3 separate regions of the Mus musculus genome follow, and all the other regions are linked to region 1. A link is a loop called in an ENCODE intact Hi-C map of the cell type or tissue named here. Cell type or tissue: heart. All regions are shown on one strand. Region 1 overlaps Ncor2 (nuclear receptor co-repressor 2). Region 2 overlaps Ncor2 (nuclear receptor co-repressor 2). Region 3 holds the start of Ncor2 (nuclear receptor co-repressor 2).

Region 1 (5,000 bases):
GCTACACGTGCTAAGCAGACCTAAGTGTACGGCCTATAAATGTGTGGTGACCTATGGGTCCACTCCACCCCTCTACTTGTCACACATACACACACAGCCATGTCTGTGACAAGGTGTGACAGGCAGAGCATGCTCTGAAGATCAAAGCTGTGGCCCCTCCCACCACCCAGTCCCCCTCTTGCCCATGCTAGTCCCCACTTTCCTCCCTGACTGTGGCATGCCCCTCCTCCAGCTGCTGCACCCGCCTGCAACTGTGATGCCCACAGAAGCCCCGGGAGGTGGAAAAGCCACTCGTTGGTCTTGAGGACAGATGTGTTCCAGATGCACGAGGCCTTGGGCTGCCTGACCACAGGAACACTGGAGGCAAGAGCCTGTCCTGCCTCTTCCTAGGAAGGAAGGGGGATTAAAATGTAATCCTATTGATCGCAGGGAATGCTAGGCTCTGCTGTTGTTCCTCGGGGAAAGCTGGGGAGCCTGCTCCAGGCTCCGTGAAGGCAGAGGAACAAGCATGGGTGTGTGACACATCTCCAGGCCCTCCTCCTAAGGCTGTGATACAGGCCTTAGCTAGCACAAGGCCGGGGACAGGGGGACATCAGAGTAGAGAGAAAGAGCAGAGGGACCTCCCTTAAAGAGGGACAGCAGAACAAAGAGCAAGATAAAGGCAGCCTTGGGAACAAATGTCCAATGTGGCTAGAGAGCCACACTCCTCTGACCATCTCCGCCACCGTCAAGCAAGTTCAATCTTGCTTCTGAGTCCCAGCCCCAAATCTAACCTGCTGTGCAATCTCACGCAGGTCTCCTGCCCTCTCTGAGCCCCAGTATCTTCCCTAAGCAATAAAGAACACCTACTTACATCCTAAGCTATGGAACCTGAGGCACAAGACTTGTCTGGCCCACATTCCTCTCTGGGCTTTGGTTTCTCACTCGCAGAGAATCCAGGCAGTCAAAAGCTCAAAAGCCCAAAGCTCCAAAAATCAGGCCCTGCCTGCAGCTCACGAGCCCAGTTCAAATCCCACAGTTCCTGCACCGTGGCTGCGTGACTCTGAGCACTCCCCATCTCTGGGTCTGTCTCTCCAGGTGTGAGATGGAAACGCCTACGATGCACACCTTCCTAGGACCAGCCAGGCAGCCACCTGCCAGTATTAATAGTGATATCACCAAGCGTGTCACTGGATCCGCTAGGCAGATATGAGGTGACAGTGCATCTCAGTGGCCGGCAGGCCCCCTCGCTCTCCTCCAGCCTGAGGCCAATGCCAACGCTATGCATGGCCCATGGTCCACCCTCCCCACCCGCTCGCCAGCCTCCACGGTGATAGGGAACTCATGGTTCAATGACTTGCTCCTGTGGGCCGTACCCGGTTCTCATCGTAGATGATCTGGACCAGGCTTCGGTGCTTTGATTCTATGGGTGGTGGCGACACAGGCTTCTCGGGTTCGGGCGGCTTGGCGGCCTCCTCCTCCAACTGTTGCTGCGGGAAAGGGGAGAACATGAGCGGTGAAGGCCGGAAGCTGAGGCACTGTTCCCCCCACTTGCCCGTAGCCACACACAGGAAGTCAGGCTGATCGCCATTTCCTATGAGTCACCCAGAGACTCGGTGCCCTGCTTGGCAGGGATCCCTGGTGGCTGAGCCTCCAGGCTCCAAGAGAGGCCACAGGCACAGAGTGAAGGCCTCAACCAGGAGCACTACACTTCTGCCCCGTACACCCACACAGCCTGTTGAGAAGTTACTCAGTGTCTCTGAACTTCCTACTCCTTTCCCTGGAAACAAAGAGTCCCTAATCTTCTAAGGACTAAACCAGGAGCTACATGGAGAGGGCTGGGAGAGGCAGAAAGGAAGAAAGACTGGTGACAGACAAAGCTTTCCACCAGCATCAGAATCACAATCATCTTCACCATCACCATGATCAACACCATCATTGCCACCATTACCACAGCCACAACCATTACCACCATCACCATTACCGCAATCAGCAGCAGCACCCAATCGCTACCATCAGATCATCACCACCATCATCGCCACCACCCATCGCTGCCGCTATCACCTTCATTACTATCATGAACACCACCATCATGAACACCACCATCACCATCCTACCACCACCATCACTGACCATCAACATCATTACCACCATTAATATTAGCATCATCATTAAAACACCCCCACCCCCGCTCATCACCAATGACCACTACCACCACTACCTCCATTACCATTGCATCTATCACCATCCTAACAAACACCAGCAGCAGCAGCAGTACCACCACCACCCTCGTACCCATCACTATCACCATCACCATCCATCACATCCATTTTACCATCTCAACTTTCACCATCACCAACATCACTAGCATCATCATCATCAACAGCAGCACATGCCTGTGTCTTCACACTGGACCCCTCATCCATCTCCTATCTGGCATCCCTTCCTGCTGCTGCTGTCCGCTCTACTCCAAAGTCAGGAGCCAAGAGCAAAGAATTCAAGACTCCACGGGAAGCCAATGCCTAATGTGACCTACAGAGGGCGCCATGAGTGCGATCAGCGCACGGTCCACTCTGCTTACTATGTGCATTCAGCGAGCATGTTCGGTCACACAGGAACAGAGTTTTATGGCCCGGGAAACAAGGAGATGATGAGGCAGGAACAATCAGCACTGAGGCCAGAAGAGCCAAGCTGCCTTGGTCCTGCAGTGACCCCTGGTGGCAGCTCTCACAGATCAGCCCAAAAAATAAATAAATAAAGACAAAAAACCAGGAAGTCTAAGGAGTAGAGAAGGTGAAAGGGTGAAGACCAATGTCTTGGCTACAGCCCTGACCAGACAGCACACCTCTCAGCCTGAAGTCAGACTTTCATTCCATCGCCCAGGGTTCTAGAGTCACTGCGCCTCTCTGACCCTCAGCATCTTCCTCAGTGTGACCTGGCAGTCACCCACACTCCCATAACGGTGACTGGAAGATCCAAAACCACACTGCACAACAGTCCTGGTGAGCACAGAGCTGTAAGGAGCCCGGCTTCACACAACCCTCAACCGCACGCTACACAGTCAGCGATGAGCCCCAAGCCACTACAGTCTGGAAACAGCACTGGTGAGAACCTGGAAGAGCAGCAGCCCTCATGAGCAGAGAGGGTGAGGGGCGGGAGAACCAGGGACAGTCACTCAAGCACACAAGAAAGCATACCACAGCCACATGGTCGAATACCACTTCTCCATGAAGAGATTCGACTATGCCCTGTGAACCCTAAAAGTTCCTTATGCTGAGCACACAAGGCAGAGACACGAAAGGCAAATGGATGTGAGTCCATGTACGTGAGGTGTCCAGAAAGCAGCTCCACAGACTGTCACAGGGGTGACTCTGGGCTAGGAGATGGGGCATCGCTAAATAGCTCTGCGTCTGTCGGGACAGGCGGAGGAAGTGGAAGCCGTATGATTCGGTCTACTGCCAGTGAACTGCAGACTTTAAAATGATTCATTTACACTTGGGAATTCTAGTTTTGTAGGAATGAGGAGCGTGTGGAGAGACACAGGTCAGTGGTTATGAGTGTGTACGGACTGCTCTTGCAAAGGCCCTGGGTTCGGTTCTCAGCGCCCACGCTGGACAACTCACAACCACCTGTAACTCCACCTCCAGGATGTCTGAAATCCTCTTCAGGCCTCTAAGGCACCTGAACACACACGTACACACCCAAGACACACATATCAAACTTTCTAAATGTACTTAAAGGGGCCGGGCAGGCATGGTGGTGGTACATGCCTTTAACCCCAGCACTCACAGGTCAGAAGCAAGAGGATCTCTGTGAGTTCAAGGCCAGCCTGCTAGTGAGGTTCAGGCCAGCCAAGGCCTGAAAGACCCTGTCTTCCCCCACTCCCCCTCCCAAAAAAGGGGGTGCTGAGCCAGGTAGTGATGGCACACACCTTTAGTACCAGCACTTGGGAGGCAAAGGCAGGCAGAGATTTCTGAGTTCAAAGCCAGCCTGGTCTAAAGAGTGAGTTCTAGGACAACCAGGGCTAAACAAGAGAAACCCTGTCTTTTTAAAAAAAAAAAAAAATGGTGGTGGCGTTAACCCACCACAGGCTGACAAAGCACAAAGCTGGAGAGAACCAACTCCTACAAAGGGAGTATCCACATGCGCACAGGCAAACAAGTATATTTTATTTTCTTAAAAATATTTTTATTATTACAACATATTTACATCACATACATGTGTGTACATCTGCATATGTGCATGTACATGAGGTTAGGGCTGTCCCCTGGAGGTGGAGTTACAAGGAGTTGTAAGCTGTCAGATGTGGGTGATGGGAACTGAACCTGGGTAGTCTGTAAGAACAATACATGTCCTTAACCACCGAACCATCTCTCTCATTCATTTATTTTTATATTATTATATAATCTTATTTTTATACTTTTATATATATGTATGTGTGTGTGTGTGTGTGTATATATATATATATATATATATATATATATATATATATATATATAAATTATTTTTTAAGATAACATTCAAGAAAGAAATTTAGGTTAAGAGGAAAAAAATAAAAGGAGAAAAAGAAAACTAATAACAGCAGCTCAAGTCACTTGGCCTCCAGACTTGATCAACATCCATGCATGTAACAGTGGCTCCAGCCCAGCCCCCAAGCCAGGCCTGGAGGACTGGAGATGTGAGAGCTCCACTGGTCTGGCACGGCCAATCTGACCGCACCAGGGCCCAGCCTCACTCTGGGATTCTGGGCCACCATCTTGGAAGCCCTCAGTGCCCAGCTCCCGGCTCCCCATTCAGCTTTTATGCAAGAACAACCAAAGGCTCTTTCTCTGCCTTGGGCAGCTCATGGTGCCTCTCCCGGGAAGCCTTGGTCCCCTGAAGCTCAGGACTCTCTGTTGACCGTGCAGATATATGAGCCTGATGGGCCCGGCCCAGAGGCTTCCAGAAGCAAAACATTAAACACACACACACACACACACACACACACACACACACCAACCACCAGGAAATTGTGTGGCTCC
Region 2 (5,000 bases), 67 kb before region 1:
TGCCTCTCAAGTACGCCGGGATGCTTGGCAGAGGAGATGAGGGGTGGGGGGTTAGAGATGGGGGGACGTGGCAGGACGGGCCGGGCACTATCGTGGAGGCCCAGAGGCAGCGGGTGACCTGCAAGGAAATATGAAGTGTCTCTTGGAGGCTCCTCCACATGTCTCTGCTTCAGTGGCTTGAGCACTCCACGGGAACCCCACAGTCCTGGATTCTCTGAAGCTGCACCGTCACCACCCCCACCCCCGATCCACACCCAAGCCTCTAAGCCAGCACCCCGATTTCCACTCCCTCCCTAGATCCTGTTCTCCTCACAGGGGCCAAAGGGACCTTTCCCAGAGTCAGCACGCTATCCCCTCCCTATGCCTTCAGGAGAGTCACCTCCGGCCTGGATTCCAGTGACATGTGACTGGGGATCCCTGGGCTTGCTGGGTGGAAATGTTATGCTGTGACAGCATGCTCGGGTGCCTCAAGTGTCCCGACTCGAGAGTGCTTCTGGCCCTTTGCACATGCTATGCTGTTCCTTCTGCCTGGCATGCCTTTCCCTGTTCTCCAAGCTCCCTCAGTACACTTGTCCCATGGGTCAGCTCTACCTGGGCCAGCCACTGCTGATGCTGGTTATCACTGGCCCCTGGCTGGATTACTTTTAGTGGTGGTAAGGACCATCAAGAATAGAAAACCTAGGTGGCTTCCCCCCAAACAGTCTCTCACACTATCTGTCAATCAAGACTGCCCACTGCTCCCTCTAATGACCATCCTCTTAGTCACTGGTGGAAAATACCTCCCACGCTGGCCTCCCCTTTCCAGCTCAAGTTCCTCCCAAGGCTGCCTATGGCCGTGCAGGTAGTGCGGAAGCTTTCCCGAGTCTCAGAAGGTGCCCAGCTTCACAGGAGTGAGCAGGTCACACCTTCAGCCAAGGTCTCATCCGATCGGCACCATGCAGCCCTGCGACACTGAAAGAGTTGGCTGCCCACCGACTGCACAGACCTAACTGGTGCGCTGCCCACTCACCGGGGGGTGTGTAGGAGAAGGCAGAGGGGTCAGCGGCGTGTGGGGAAGTCTTGATCACCTCCCGTGGAGGGATGGGGAAGGGCAGGCCCGATGACCAGCGTGGGGGCTCAGTCGGTAGCTTTGGGCCCTCAGTTGGGAAAGCCGGAAAGAATGCGGGTTTCTCTGCTGAAAGAGTTAAGGTGGGCAGTCAGGGAGGGCTCTGCCATCTCCATACCCTCAAACACCACTGGCAAGCTGTGACAGGACCCTGACAAGAGGGGTGCTGGGACAGGTCAGTGGAGGTGTGCTGCTACGTTCCCATGCTACCTGCTTGGTAGTGGACTGGCTCATGGCCAGACCACAGGGACAGGCACCACAGGGGCCATGTGTCAGAGGGCTGATCTTTGCTTCACGGTTCCCCGCAGAATGCCACCAACTGGATGTATAGGACCAAGAGTGCTGGGTCAGGCTTGCTGCCCTCCCTGGCTGCACGTTCTGCCAATGGATGTGGTTATAGCAGTCATTCTAGATGAGCATGGGGCAGAGGCAGTCTGTGCGCTAACCATCTACTATACTGGTCACTAGGCTGAGCTCCAGCCGGGCCTTGATGAGCCTGTAAGGTACACTGAGGACAGTGACCAGACCCGTTTGATCAGGTCTCTTCGGTCACCTGCCAAATATGGCCATGTCTGGATTGGAGCCCATGTGGCCACAAACAACAGCAAAAGGTAGCACTGTTTCGGATGTCACAGCCAGTCTGTTCCTTCACCCTCCAGATGGGAAGACTGAGGCCCCAGCTGCTGAGTGCAGGGGAGACCTGAGAACGCAGGCAGCTGGCTCCAGCCCATGGCCTGTGCCCATGGCTGTGCCACAAGGCTCAGGTCCCCTGTGACTTTCAGGTGTTGAACACCCAGAGACAGGCCAGCACTCACTGAGGCTTCACAAGCTCTGGCTTTAGCTGCCATCTGTTCTGAGCTGCAAGCCTTGGCTGGGGAATCACAACCCTGAATGATACTGGCCCTGACCTTGGAACAGAAACTGACAGCTAAGGGTTTCCCGGATCACCTCCATACAGTCCTAGGCTGTCCTCCAGGAAAGCTGGAGCCCCAGCAGAGGCCCAAGTGGTACACTCCACATCTCTCCTTTACGGGAGACCAAACTCCCCCTAAACTCATGCCCCGGAGAGGTGGTGACCCACCAAAGTAACCTGAGTGGTATTCACGTTCTCAACCTACAGGGCTTGCTCTGAACCAGGAAGTTCAAACACCTGGTGCGGTGGCCCAGTGTATACCTTGGCTGCCCCATCCAGCTTGGCTCTGGAGAACTAGGGACAGAGAGGAAGTCTCAGGCTGGAAGGAAATGGGGTCAGACTCAGCCAATGCAGGCAGGTGGCTGAGAGCCAGGACAGACAACCTGTTCCTCCAGCCGGGCCTGGGGATCCCAAGGGACCTGCCTGGCCTGGAAGCTCCCTGTTGGAGCCAGGACAGAGAAGGCTGGCTTCCTGCATGCTGGGTTCATGTGTCCCCTGGGGAGCAGAACTGTGGCCAGACCACGTGAGAGACAGAGCCTGCCGCCAGGTGCAATGTTCCCCAGGGAGGAGTCTAGGAAACAACGTAGCACTGGCCACAAGGATGGGCCCAGAACCAGCCTCAGGGACCACTGACTGCTGGCTCTTTTCCCAGGGACTGGGGCCTAGGGCCCAACCCAGCAAGACCTGGCTGGCCCTGGGTGGCTCCAGCCCTGCTCAGCCACAGCTGCCTGGCCAGAGCCAGACCAGCGCCTTTCCCCTTCCCTAACTGTCATCCCAGGCTGTCATCTTGAGTCCGGGTGGCTTCTCACAGCACACTGTGTTCTATATACCTGGCCCCTTAAAGCCCACCCTTACTGTAGTATGCACCAAACCCAGCTCCAACAAGACACCCCTGCCCTCATGCTCCAGGGGTCATCGCTATGTCCCTATGTCCCACTGGCTTGGCCTCAGGAACAAACTCAAGCCTCCCCTTCCTCCCACTTCCAAGGCCACCTGTCAAGTTCAGGCTGCCCTAGAGCTGTTGGGAGGAGCACCTCAGCCCGCCTCCCACCCCTGCCCTACTCCCTTCTGCCCTTTCTCAACAAGAATCAGACACTGATTTTTTTTCCCCCAAGACGCTAATCTGATGACATGCCCCTCCCAAAGCAAACTGTCACTCAAAGCTACTATCCTCCTTAGCTACACAATTTCCTCCCCATTTCCCTCTTTGACCTCCTCCCCCACTCCCAGTCCGTGAAGGGCCTTTCCCCATCACCTCCTCTCCTCACCAGATCCTTGTCGGACACACAGCCCACTTGTGCCTGCCCTACACCCGCCCCGCCCCACTTGTTTCCCACTAAGTTAAGAGTAAGATGTAACTGGAGTTGTGAGTGCTTTATCTCTCTCTGACAACCCTAGCGCTCAGAAGCACTGATGTGCAAATACCACGGGGCCCTGGCAGGTGCTGCCCACTACCTGCACAGGAGGCTCTGGGCTGCCGATGAAGGGGTGTCGACAGTGGGCAGGCCATGCTTTAGCCAGGGAAAGGCTAGCCCGGGCAGCTCAGGTCAGTCCTGCTGTTGTTCTAAGACAGTGGACTGCACTGCACCCTCAGGGAACCCAAAGATCACATGGGACCTGATTCACACAGGAGAAGCTGGCTACGTGTATGTTTGCACGCGCGCGCGCGCATACACACACACACACACACACACACACTCATACCACACCCCAACACTAGATTGCCTCTGGTTTCTCAAGAAGCCCCCCAGCTGGAGGCGCTTCTGCAGCTGTGGTTGAGCCCTGTCATCTGCTGCCGTAACAATGTATCCTCCCAGCCTGGCCCATATTGCCAAGGAACCCCAACAGAGAAGAGGGCTGCCTCTCACTCCCACTGCATCCCTGTGCCCAACACTCACCCTCTTTCTCGGCAGGAGGCACTGGGCTGCGGGACTTGCCACGTGGACTTCCTCCCGACTGCTGAGACACGTCACCCTCTGGCTGTAGGTGCTGCGTGGGTGGAGGCACAGGGGGAACTGGCTTTGGGGGTACTGTGTCCTCCCGGGGGGGCTCATGGACCTTGGTGACCTGCTGGGGGGCATGGGGGCGGGCATGAACATCCTGGCCCCATGTCAGAGGTTGACAGGGTGGGGAGTGGCCGTGTGGCCCGTACAAAAGCCAAGTATAAAAAGGCAGCCACACCCCATTTAAAGCCCCCATGTGGAGGCAGAGCCTTAACATCAGACATAGGGAGGGGGTCATCATTGCCAAGGAAGGGCCCGTTTCCTACACCCAGATCCAGGCAGGTGCTAGGATCCCCTATGCCACCCAGCACACCCCACATCAGGAGTAAGAAGTAGCAGCTATGTGGGCTTTGGGGAGCTAGAAGTGAAGCCAGACACATGTCCAACACTTAAGCCTGACAGACAGGCCAGTTTGGACCCCCATGAACTGTTCGCTGCCTTCAATGGAAAGGCAAAACCTAAATCTTCAAATGAAATGGCTGAGGGGACTAAAACCAGCCAAGTGTCTTTAGACAATGGCGAGCTCCCAAAGGCCCCAAAGACAGACCTGAAAGGACCTGGACATTAGTTGGCTGAGGTGTCCTTGGGTCTGGGGGCTTGCTGGCCACAGCTGCCTGGTCTGAAGCATGGGGGAACCTCTGGAGAGCAGCTGCTCAGCCCAGCCTTCCCGATCTCCCAACTCCTCCCAGGACTGCCTATCCAGTCCTGTGTACACATCTCCATCTCTGGGAGCCGCTAGCCTGGGGAAGAGCCTCCCTCCACAGGCAAAGCTCCAACCAGCAATGCTGAGCACAGAGGAGAATAGAAGTTCAAGGTGGGCTGCTCGGATTCAGGGCTCACTCACGATAGGGGGGATGGCGGCTGCTCGCTGCTTCAGCTGCTTCAGGTCCAGCGGCTTCTGGGGCGAGGTACTGGCCCGGGGATCTCCAGCCGGGGTGAGGAGGCTGGGCCTTGGTGACAGCAGCCTGGGGAGGGACAA
Region 3 (5,000 bases), 71 kb after region 1:
GTCGCCAAGGCAGATGCCAAAAATTTGCATGAGTGTTTTGAGATAAAATGAGACTTCAAAGAAATGCCAGCCTGCCGCTGGCACCACCCCCTCTCCAAACCCTGGGAGAACAAGTTCCCAGTCTCTGAGCTGCCCTCCCCCACAGCCCTGCAAAGATGGGCAGGTGCCAACCCCAAGAGGAAGGTCAGTTCCTGATCCCTTCCTTGCAGCCAAGGCTGTCGTGCTGTGTGATCCGCGAAACAACCCAGGCGTTTGCCCCAGCTTCCAAGGCCAGTCACCAAAACCTCCCAGGGCCCCTGTGACACCTTCTATAAAATAGGACAGTCACTTCCCCATAGCCCACCTCAGAACAGACCAGTAGATGCTCGGTGCACAGACAAAGGCACTTTCTGAATGCTGGCACACACACACACACAGTTGAATGCTTTCTGAGGTCGGCACACACACAGTAAGTGCTTTCTGAATGATAGCACATAGTCAGCATTTTTTTGGGTTTTTTTGTTTTTTGTTTTTCCTGGATGTCACCGTTTTGCTACTGCAGTGCAGATGCAGATCCGCCAACTCCGAGAACAGGATTCACCTGGCGTGCCATAAAGTGGATTTCCCATCCATCAGCCTCCCCTAAGGATGCTCACCTGACCCTTCCCAAGCTTCTCTTCCTCCCTAAAGAGGTGGGTCTTCTAAGCCACCCACTCCACTTGGCTTTGTGTAGCTCTGCCTTCCCCAGACAGCTAACTGCCTGCCTGCCTGCCTGCCTACCACACACACACACACACACACACACTCATCCATCCCCTGGGCACCTTAAGTGGGAATCACTAGCTCCAGAAAGCTGCCACCCTTGCAGGAAACTGTCCCTGAGGTATCACCTAGGGAGGCTGCTATATGGTATCGGAGACATGAACGGATACAGAACAGAGAGAGAGAGACAGACAGACAGACGGGGGGGGGGGGGGGGGGGAACCTCAGACAAGAGGAAAAAGAAAAAAAAAATCGAGCCAGCCCCTGGTGATCAGCCTGTGTGAATCTCCCACTGGATCAATCTCCCCTTTTAACTGGGTGGTGAGGAGGTGCCACCCCCATCTTCAGCGGTTAACACAGGGGTCGTTCCCCAACACCAGTTTGGGGTGGGACCCAGCCAGAAACATTTCCAGCCAGGAATCCCGGGTCCCTGTGGAGAGGGGGGGCTGTAGAGTGGCAAGCACCTGCTGGCCCAGAACAATTCTAGATCCAGCTGTATTGCAGCTCGGTTCCTGTTTGCAGAGCTGGAAAACCTTTGGGAGGTAGCCCAAGTATTCACTAGGAGAAAAGAAAGGATTAAGCCATGAACCCTCATGGGGGGGGGGGGGAGCACAGCCCCAGGAGGGGGTCTCCATCCCTCACCCGGGCCTGACAGCCACATTACCACCGACATGAGTTTATCAATAGTATCGATTCCTGGGCAAGCGTAAATAGCTCCGTGGGAAGAGGCTAGGTCTGGCCACTCACTCCCACCCCCACGTCTGGACTCGAACACCGCAGGCTCCCCTGGCGCCCCAAAGAAACAGCGGTAAATTTCCGAACAGGGACATGGAGTGCAGGGAAGCTAGGCAGTACCCGAAATGCCCTCACCACCCCCTCCACCACTCACTGCAGCTCAGCTGGCTGCCAACTCCGTGTTTGCCTGTGCTCAATGGGCTGAGGCCTGGCCCTTCTCCATCCTGCCTCCTCCATCAGACCCTCCCTGCTCCCAAAGGTGGAGCAGACACTCACTCTCGTGGGTTTCCCCAATACGACGACAGAGCAAGGATGAGAATCCGGAAATAACAGTAGTCATAGTAACCTATCCAAGGACCCTCTGCACAGACTTGGTTCTCAGAAGCGCCCCAGACCAGGGAACTGTTTTCACCCTCACTCTGCAGAAAAGAAGCCCATAACCACAGGCAGGTGAAGTCATCTGCCCCCCCACCCCAACTCCCCATCAGTCAGCCACCCAAGATTCGAACCCAGGAGCTGAGCTACAGAACCAACCAGAACGCTTAGGCCTCTAGCCACCTCGCCTCCTTGACTATTCTGCCCCCTCCTCTACAATTAAAAAAGAAAAAGAGGCCACCCACGAAGTCCCCAGCAGTGGCCTGAGATGCACCCCCTACACGCGCCTGGCCTCAGAGCCCCTTTCATCAAAGCAGCCGCAGGGACCAGCGCTGGAATCAAAAGGGCAAAGCCAAGGCCACCCTAACACTGCCCACAGGGCCCCCCCAGGGATCCTATGCCTTCCACTCCTACCTCCCCTCTCACACATCCCTCCACAAAATCTGCAAAGAGGGAGGAAAAAAAGCCGTAATCGTAATAAAACCAGTTCTCACCAACAGGGGGGAGGAGAAGGAGAGGAAGGGAGGAGGCTGAGAACGAACGGATCCGCCCCCGCTGCCTGCACCAGACTCTCGGGGAGGGCGCGCGCGCACGCCGCCGGATGGACCTAGCTGTGCGAATAAAGCTACAATGTAAAGATTATTCAGCCGCCGCTGCTGGGCGCCTCCAGCTCTAGAGGCCCGAGGGACCGCCTGTCTGGACGCCCGCCCGGCTCTCCTCCCTCAAGGTCGGGAGGGGAGGCCGCTTCCCACGCGCGTCTGGGGGTGCTGGGGCTCCCGGCTGCCCCGCTAGGCTCGGATCTGCAACTTCCCAAACTAGTGGCATCCGAAGTATCCGCACGGCCAGGGGGAGGGTACAGGAGGCGGCGCCGCGTCACCGGAGGGGGGGCGCGGCCGCCCACGGGGTCCTTGGGTCCCCAGAATGCGCCACCCCCGAGGGTCTCAGATCCTGGCCTGTGCCACCCCAGAGTCGCCGGGGGAAGCGGCCGGGAGGGGGTCCCAAGTCCTAGAGCTGCGCCACCCACCCCTGAGAATCCCGGTTCTCAGGCTGCGCCACAACAGAGGGTCCATGAGTCCTGGCCCTCTCCAAAACAAGAGTACATCAGTCAATCCTCAGGCTGCGCCACCCTGCTGCAAGATCCCCGGGGCCTGGCCTTCAAAACATACCACAGGGTAGCCGGGTCCTGGCCTAAACTGCAAGCAGAGCTCTCGGGTCCTGACCTGAATCTCCCTGCAGGGTTCCCGGGTCTTAGCTCGTGCCATCTCAGAAGGTCCCCGGGTCCTGGCTTCTACCACCCTAAAGAGTCTCCAGGTCCGGGGCTACTTTATCCCAGAGGATCCCTGGTCCCGGCCTGTGATTCCCTGCAGGGCTACCAGTCCTCAGGTTGTGCCACCCTACATGGTCCCCAGGTCTTCAGGCTGCGCCACCCAGGAGGTACCCGGTTCCTGGCCTGGAGGGTCCCCGGTTCTCGGCCTGTTCCATCCCGCAAGGTCCCCGATTCTCGGCCTGCTCCACCCCGCAGGTCCCTAAGTCTTGGCCTGTTCCATCCTTCAGGGTCCCGGGTGCCAGGGTCGCGGCCTGCACCGCCCTGCAAGGTCCCGAGAGTTCCCGAAGTTCCCGCGCCCCCGCGCGCTCCCTGCCGCGCCGCCCGTCCCCTCGGGGGCGCCAACTCCGCCGCGTGCGCCGCCCCGGCCCGGAAGCCACCCGCTCCCCGCCGCCCTCCGCGCACTCGGCCCGACTCACCTCGCCGGCGGCGGCACCGGGCGCTGGCGCCGGGCTACGGCGCCGATCGGGCTCGAGGATGCGGCGGGTCCGGGCTGAGAGCCTGCGGTCTCCGCCCGCCGCGCTACGACGCGGGGCCCGGACGCGCGGGCCGCTGCGGGGCGCGCATGGCGGGCGCGGGCGGCTGGCGCGGGGACGGGGATGCGGCCCGGCCTGCGCTGCCCGCGGCTCCGCTCCTGGCGGCGAGGGGCGGGGCGAGGGGCGGGGCCTTGTGGAAGCCCGCCCCTGCCGCCTTAAAGGGCCCGCATGCACGCCTTCCAGGCCTACGCACCCCGCCGCCGTGCGCGCACCCCGAGCTGCGTTTTTTTTTTTTTTTTTTTTTTTTTTTTTGCCCGAAGAAGGCGGAGCAAATACCTCCTCGCCCCCTCCTCCTCCGCGAACCCCAGAGACTTCACGGGAATCGCGTTTCAGCTATTAAATTATAACTCAGGAGTGTCCAGGGGATGCGGAGACGACGCCCCGGGAGGGCCACCCACGGAGCCCTCAGAGTCGCACGCAGATGCTCAGCGACGCGCTGGGCCTCGCCTGGGAGATTGGGGAAAGGCTCTGCGGACCACAACCAATGACGAGCTGGTTCAGGGACTGCAATATGAGATCCTGGAGAGGCCCACGCGAGTCGCGCTACGCAGCCCTGTCACCCGGGCCCCCTGATATCTAAAATGAACAGCCATAGGGAATTTTCCAGGACACGTGCCTAGGCTACGTTCTGAGCCCATGGTCCAGTCTTGGACACCCAATCAGGACCACTCAACCCCAGTAGGAGCTTGCCCACTAGCAGTAGAGCTCATTCACATGCCCCATAGTGGGCCCTCTCTGCCTTAGATCTTTAACAGCAGCCAAGCAAGGGAACCCAGCCCTGCAGCCGCCGCCTCCCTCCTCTTCTGCTTTCCCTAGACGCGTTGGAGAGTTTGATTTTTTTTTTTAATTTAACTTTCCTTTTTTGGAGTGAAGTCTCAGCAGATTCGGTTCTGCCAACAAGAGAACCCCTAGGGAGGGGGGGCGGTATGGCTGCGGCGGGAGTGCGGTTGCCAGGGCAAGGGCCTCTTCCTCAGGGGTACTGGGGTTCCTGCACCCATGCCGCCGGTTCCCTCTCCCCACCCCTGAGCTTTTGAGTCCGGGTGTGGGGCAGATAGTGGAGGGGGAACCGAGTCCAAGAGTGGGAAAAAAAAAAAAAAAAAGGAAGTGTACGAGGGGGCGGGTGCCCTTTGGAACTGGAGTCAGAGGTCAGGGGCACACACCCATGGCGTTGCACCCACTCTTCGGCTGCCCGGCTGGCAATGTGAGGGCTCAAAACCAGACCTGCAGAAGGCCGGCTAGATAGTCCTACGGGAGGGAAGAGACAAGGCTAGCCTCTCTCTCCAGCCTGC

The links. Hi-C counts contacts between places; a loop is a spot of excess contacts. Peaks named below come from ENCODE experiments on the same cell type or tissue, not always from the same donor. Only the 100,000 strongest peaks of a DNase experiment are listed, where the experiment ranks them.
Region 2: it touches region 1 in a loop (2.1-fold over the local background); 2 of 42 quality-filtered maps call a loop at or near these places.
Region 3: a loop joins it to region 1, with 2.5 times the contacts of the local background. A loop is called at or near these places in 11 of 42 quality-filtered maps.

Annotation. Positions count from the first base shown.
Region 1 is chr5:125,104,844-125,109,843 of GRCm38, forward strand. It overlaps Ncor2 (nuclear receptor co-repressor 2), which reads right to left. Exons shown (of 47, transcript NM_011424.3): 6 at 1,356-1,469. Among named protein-coding and RNA genes, the nearest start is that of Ncor2, 72 kb to the right of the region's middle. In heart, a CTCF peak has its summit at 2,654 (motif pointing left); DNase peaks (open chromatin) are centred at 1,578 and 2,528.
Region 2 is chr5:125,037,880-125,042,879 of GRCm38, forward strand. It overlaps Ncor2 (nuclear receptor co-repressor 2), which reads right to left. Exons shown (of 47, transcript NM_011424.3): 22 at 4,866-4,986; 23 at 3,917-4,085; 24 at 1,010-1,174; 25 at 1-118. Among named protein-coding and RNA genes, the nearest start is that of Rflna, 37 kb to the left of the region's middle. In heart, no CTCF peak of the experiment used is centred here; DNase peaks (open chromatin) are centred at 1,438, 1,682 and 2,502; H3K27ac peaks cover 868 bases.
Region 3 is chr5:125,175,403-125,180,402 of GRCm38, forward strand. Ncor2 (nuclear receptor co-repressor 2) reads right to left here and starts at 3,812. Exons shown (of 47, transcript NM_011424.3): 1 at 3,595-3,812. In heart, CTCF peaks have their summits at 2,338 and 3,505; DNase peaks (open chromatin) are centred at 2,519, 3,529, 3,839, 4,509 and 6 weaker places; H3K4me3 peaks cover 3,701 bases; H3K27ac peaks cover 4,232 bases.